Regions from separate parts of the Homo sapiens genome. Here region 1 is linked to region 2. Evidence: chromatin contacts called from ENCODE Hi-C or POLR2A ChIA-PET data. All regions are on one chromosome and are shown on one strand. Each heading gives the region's core, a stretch centred on a gene start or an enhancer-like site at or near the end of the contact. The rest is flanking DNA. Distances are from core to core; before and after follow the strand shown.

What was found. Hi-C counts contacts between places; a loop is a spot of excess contacts on that map. ChIA-PET counts read pairs that join two places held with the same protein, here RNA polymerase II (POLR2A). Pooled maps may share reads with other maps.
Region 1: a loop to region 2 is called in a map with no recorded cell type, with 7 times the contacts of the local background. The contact joins two enhancer-like sites. A Hi-C loop is called at or near these places in 1 of 37 single-sample maps with no recorded cell type and 2 of 50 pooled maps. POLR2A ChIA-PET finds 5 or more read pairs at or near these places in 3 of 52 experiments (OCI-LY7, activated B cell and naive thymus-derived CD4-positive, alpha-beta T cell).

What each region holds. Positions count from the first base shown.
Region 1 is chr14:102,900,058-102,902,818 of GRCh38, forward strand. The region is part of intron 10 of TRAF3 (TNF receptor associated factor 3); the gene reads left to right. Among named protein-coding and RNA genes, the nearest start is that of AMN, 21 kb to the right of the region's middle. RefSeq lists enhancers at 127-628, 629-1,128, 1,447-1,876. Within about 2 kb of position 1,339, at least 7 of the 41 ENCODE cell types and tissues checked have a DNase peak (open chromatin) inside an H3K27ac peak, as active enhancers do; they include OCI-LY7, where a contact is called at or near this core.
Region 2 is chr14:103,139,144-103,141,843 of GRCh38, forward strand. It overlaps the pseudogene NDUFB4P11. Among named protein-coding and RNA genes, the nearest start is that of TNFAIP2, 17 kb to the left of the region's middle. RefSeq lists enhancers at 1,174-1,223, 1,254-1,303. Within about 2 kb of position 1,373, at least 3 of the 41 ENCODE cell types and tissues checked have a DNase peak (open chromatin) inside an H3K27ac peak, as active enhancers do; they include OCI-LY7, where a contact is called at or near this core.

The DNA.
Region 1 (2,761 bases), core at 89-2,588, 240 kb before region 2:
AGTCCCAGCTACTCGGGAGGCTGAGGCAGGAGAATGGTGTGAACCCGGGAGGCGGAACTTGCAGTGAGCCGAGATAGCGCCGCTGCAGTCAGGCGTGGGAGAAAGAGCAAGACTCCGTCTCGGAAAAAAAAAAAAAAAAAAAAAAAGACAGCCTAGGCCGGTAGGCCGGACACGGTGGCTCACACCCATATTCCCAGCACTTTGGAAGGCCGAGGCGGGTGGATCACGAGGTCAGGAGTTCAAGACCAGCCTGGCCAAGATGGCGAAACCCCGTCTCTACTAAAAATAGAAAAATTAGCTGGGCGCAGTGGCAGGCATCTGTAATCCCAGCTACTCGGGAGGCTGAGGCAGAAGAATCACTTGAACCCAGGCGGCAGAGGTTGCAGTGAGCAAAGATTGCGCCATTGCACTCGAGACTGGGTGACAGAGCAAGACTGTCTCAAAGAAAAAAAAGAAGATAGCATAGGTGCGAGCATGACCCAGGCTTCTGGTGTCAGTGGACTAGATGAACTGGTGGTTCTTACAGTCAGGGGGTCCACAGGGCACACGTAGAGGAGCACGCACTGGGACAGAAGGCAGGGACGTCCATCCACGCGGCCTTCACTCAGGCTGCCGGCACCACCGGGCTTCTCACAGCGCCGGGCTTGTGTGCCAGGGTCGCAGTGGCCTGAGAGTGAGGCATCACAGCAGGTGACACGGTTGCAGCCCTGGCATGCAAGTGTATAAGGCTCACGGGCTGATGCTCCCTGAAGGCAAACCTTCTGATTTGGATTGTTGATGTGGAGTGCAGTCTGTCTCTTCAGCTCTGTGTCGGAGTCTTTTTTCTGTACAATTCCATACCTGCACTTGAGATTTATTTTTTATAGAAACTGCAGTGACTGAGTGTAGACCGTTCTTCAAGGATGAAATCACGTTTGCTGCGTTTTAGAGAACACTTGATGTGACTCTGCGTTCTGCTTTGAAATGGTGCCATTGATACAGATGAAGTGCCTGTTTTAAAAATAGCCCGAGTTCCCTTGCTGCTCATGGAGACGCCTTTTATTTAGTCGTGCTGGTCTGTGCATGCGGTGCACGCATGTTGTGTGTTCCTGACTCGGGGGCCCCTGCTGTGTGGGGGAGTCCTTGCTGGAGACTCCCCGTTCTGTGCTTGAGGTCAGGCGTGCCCTTGCGTAGCACAATCGCGGGGAGGGGTGGCTCGGTGCCATCCCCCTCTTAACCTCGGGGGCCTGAGGCTCAGCGTGAGGCGCAGCTTGTCTTGGGCCACCCTGCCTGGGACTCATGCTTCATTTCGGGGTTTGCTAAGTTACAAAGGGCGTCTCTCAGACCTCTGTTGATCAGGTTTTCATTAACTTTCCCCTGCCACTCGCGAGCACCCCTGCCAGCTCAGTGTGCGTGTTAGAAGGTGGAGATGCGAGAGGCTTCCGGTGCTCACTAGAGGAGCCGTGTATTTGGATGTTCAGTGTCGTCAGTGGTATTGTCCCCCAGCAAATAGACTTGGTGAGCTAATTAAATATCCTTCTGAACATGTATGATTGTGTAAAATAAAGGGACAGTGACAGTGTCAGTTTAAAGGGACAGTGACAGTGGAAAGAGGTGTTCTTTAGAGAAATTATCCTTACTTTTTAGAGGTTAACTAATATCATGTTTCTTGGAAAGAACAGGAAGAATAACACTGCTTTTACGCCCAAAAAGCCACCCAGACCTGTCATGTTTGTGTCTTTGTGGTTAATAACAGCCAGCAAAGGTGCTGAAACCTAGATGTTTAAAAATAGACTTCCAAAAGGAGAAGTGAATTCAGGGGGCCCTGGGGCCCGCCCCTCGAGCACCCGGTGTGGCCCTCAGCTTGTGAGGTGGCTCAGTCATTCCACAGCTGCATTGAGCACTGAACTCTCCAGCCATCACAAGCTGCTTGAAAATGCACATCATTTTTTGAAGTGAAAACCCTTTAAGTCCCTGGCTTCATCTCACAGGTGGACACTCCAGCCCCTTAACACAGACTGGGCCACCAGGGCGGAGTACAGCTCCCACCCCTCCAGGTAGTGACAAATATGAGCAGCCTGTGTGTTTTGGGAAAGGGCTTTCTGAATTAGTTAAATGAAGTAGCATAAAGTCAGGCCTGGTTACTGGCAGCCTCGTGTGTTCGTGGCAGGGTTTCTGCGTTCCTGCCTCCCTCGCTGGGGCCTGGCAGCCTGAGTGTGGAGCTGGAGGGGGAAGACCCCTGCGTCTGCAGCATCGGCCCACTGGGTTTCACCTAGGGCCTGAGGACATGCCTTGGGGCCCTTTCCTGCCACCATCCAGGTGGGAGGGGTCTGAGGAGTGGGAGTCTTCTCCTGGGACCCTGGGGTCGTTCTGGGGAACCCCCTGCAGCCACAGAGACAGGACTGTGCTTCTGCCCCAGACCCAGCAGCAGGGTAGGAGGCCTTTAGACGTTCCAAGGGAAGATGAGGCCACATGGGCATGATTCTGGCATCCTAAACCTGAGACCCTGTGGCAGCCATGCAGGGCCACCTGTCCCGTGGGACCTGCACTTACAGGGGTGAGGCCTCTCTGGGAAGCAGGGACCCTCTGTATTATGGCCCCCGAGGTATACGAGGGCTGCAGAGGAGATGTCCATGGGAGCCTTGTGGCCCCGCACAGGTGCTGTGGCCTGGGAGAAGAGCTGGGAGGGACACATGGGAGTGTGAGGGTGAGGTCGGATCCTGGTATCTGAACAGGAGAGCTGGTGGGGTTGGCTGATGCCAGGGTGTGGGTGTGTGAGAAA
Region 2 (2,700 bases), core at 123-2,622:
TGCGGAGGCCGGCGGGCGGGAACGGGGAGGAATTCCAGGTTTCAGGCAAAGAAAGACGGCAGGACTGGGGAAAAGGGATCCTGGACAGGAGACTCCGCAGGAGGAAGGAGGGGGCCGGTAAGTGGGCTCCTTCCAGCTGGGGAGCGGGGCTGGAAGGGGCTGGAGACGCGAGTTTCAACTCATGGGATTTATGGCTTGGAAAGACCCCTCTGCCCTTCGGGGGCGCTGGGGTCCCCAGGGGAGAGATGAGGGCGGCAGCGAGGGCCCCCTCGTGCAGTGAGATGGAGCGAGCTCTCGGTGGGCTGAGGGAAAGAGCAGCCCAGGGGCTTCTAAGAGACCGGGAGGGAACCAGGCTGCTTCCAGGGACAGGGAGGGCCTGGGAGGGGAGAAAGGGCTGAGGAAGCGCTTGGTCAAGTTCAGGGGGAGAGGTCCCTCCGCACTCGCAGTTGTGCCCTGTGTCACCACGATGTTGTTCCCAAAGTATTCTTCTGGTGTTTTTTTTATTTTTATTTTTTCCTTCTTTTCACAGGTGTTGACCCAAAGTATTTTCTCTCATGCCTGGCCACTCTGCCCTGGACCCTCAACCCAGCCGAATATGACACATCTCCAGAAACCCAGCAGGCGCAAGCCGCAGGGTTGGCCTTAAAATCCTGCTTAAACAGGAGACCCTGGAGGCCTGCTTCAGTGCCACCAGCCTAACCGCCAGGGCTCATCAAAGACGCTGCCCAGATGCATTGAACGTAAGCAAGATCAGCAAAGGTTTATCTCAACTTCAGACTCACTCCCAGAAACTCACTCTTGGGAGCTCTCTGTGGAATTGGGCCCCCCTTCTTCTGGTATTATGTTTTCAAAACTGACAGGGATATGAAAGAAAAACTTATCCAGGAAAGAAAATTGGGTTGAACATTTAACATCTCATTTAAGTCTTGCAATAATGGCTATATGTATTTTTGCTAAATAAATCTTCTATTAATCTTTTTTTTTTTTAAAGTTTGAGATGTCTGCAGAATGGGCATGTGGTTCATTAGAGTGACCAATACCCCGGTGAGTGACAACACTTTGTGTGCGAGGCTGCCGGCCGCCAGGCCCTCTCTCTCGCTCACTGCTTTGGGGGCATCATTTTGCACAGCCCCTGTGGAGGGTGATTTGGGCTTCCGGGTCAGGCTGACAAATGCAGGAACCTGTGAGGCAGCCATTCTCCTTCCAGGAATGTACCTTATCCATGCTCTACCAGCTATGCAAAGCAACTTGAGTGCCAGACTAGTCACTTCAGTTACAGTAGCAACATACTGGAAACTCCCTAAATGCCCATCGGCAGACACCAGGGAAATCACTGCAGTGCACCCAAACAATGGAGTACTATGTGGCGGTGAAAAAGAATGAGGAAGTTCTCTCTGTTCTCATGTTGACATTCAGGACACATAACGTTAAGTGGAAAAAAGCACAGTGCAGAGCAGAGTTTGTGGTGTGTGTGTGTGTGTCTGAGAGAGAGAGAGAGAGAGAGAGAGAGAGGTGAACAGGGTTGGATGGGGACAGAAGTTAGGAAGGAGGTATTTGGCCGTATAGCTTGTAAATTTTCATTATGAGGCATGTGAATGTGTTATATTATTAGCATTTTATAACTGAACATTTAACTGAGAAAATGAAAGTGGTGTTGCTGGAGATGGGAGGAGAGAGGAGGAAAATACTTTAGTGTCTCAGGGGTAGGCTCAACCAGCCATGTCCAGCGCCTCTTTGAAGTGGGTTCATCAGCAACCTGTGACTTGGCGTGAAGCCAAGTTCAGCGCTGAGGTGCAGACTGTAATCACAGGGCTGAGTTTAACCAAGACTCTGGTTTTGTCAGGCGATCACTATGGAGGATGATAGCTGAGCCGTGGGAGGGGCTTGCCAGGGAGAAGTCATACCGATGGGCGATACCCATACTGACTGCTGCTATACCCAGCAGTCCCTGGTCGCCCCCAGAACTCCCATCCTCTGACCCTGTGCTGCCTTGCAGCCCCTCAGCCCCCCATGCATGCCCCCCATGCATGCCCCCACCATCCCTGCAGTGAGACCCCGCAGCCTCCTGAGATGCCAGGTAAGCCATGCACAGCCAGGTGCTGTGCCTCAGAACTTGCTGCAAAGCTACTTATGCAAGGCGGGGGAAGCCGTCCTGGGAGGCTGTGCAGGTGAGCAGCCAATAAACAAGTGAAAAGAAACCCCCCTCCCTCCTTGTTTGTCTCTCCAGCGCCCTCTACTGACAGTGCACAGCACCGTGCCAGCAGGAGAGAGGGAAAAGTTCCAGAATCCCCAAGTAGGGCAGTGAAAGATGGGCTTGGGTCAGAGGCAGTAGATGGATAGCAGGCAGTTGCTTTCCATATGCACCCTTTTACACACGTTTAACCTTTTCTAAAAATTCCAGTAAATGCAATACATGTATCCTTCCCACAAGTGAAGATGCACTCACGCTGTCTCCAAAATGAGGAGACAGTGAGGACAAGGTGCCAATGGTTACTGTAGCCACTGTTGGCTCTGTTAATTACACCACAAATTCAACCACAGTCCACTGAATATCTTGTTACCTGAAGACTGAATGGTAACACTAACCTCCAAAAAATTGTGTGTACAATACAGATGCCAGCGAGAGAAAACAGGAAAATGGTTGGCATGTGGAAACAAACACGTGAAAACAAGCAAAGGAAACTAAGCAAAACTACTACA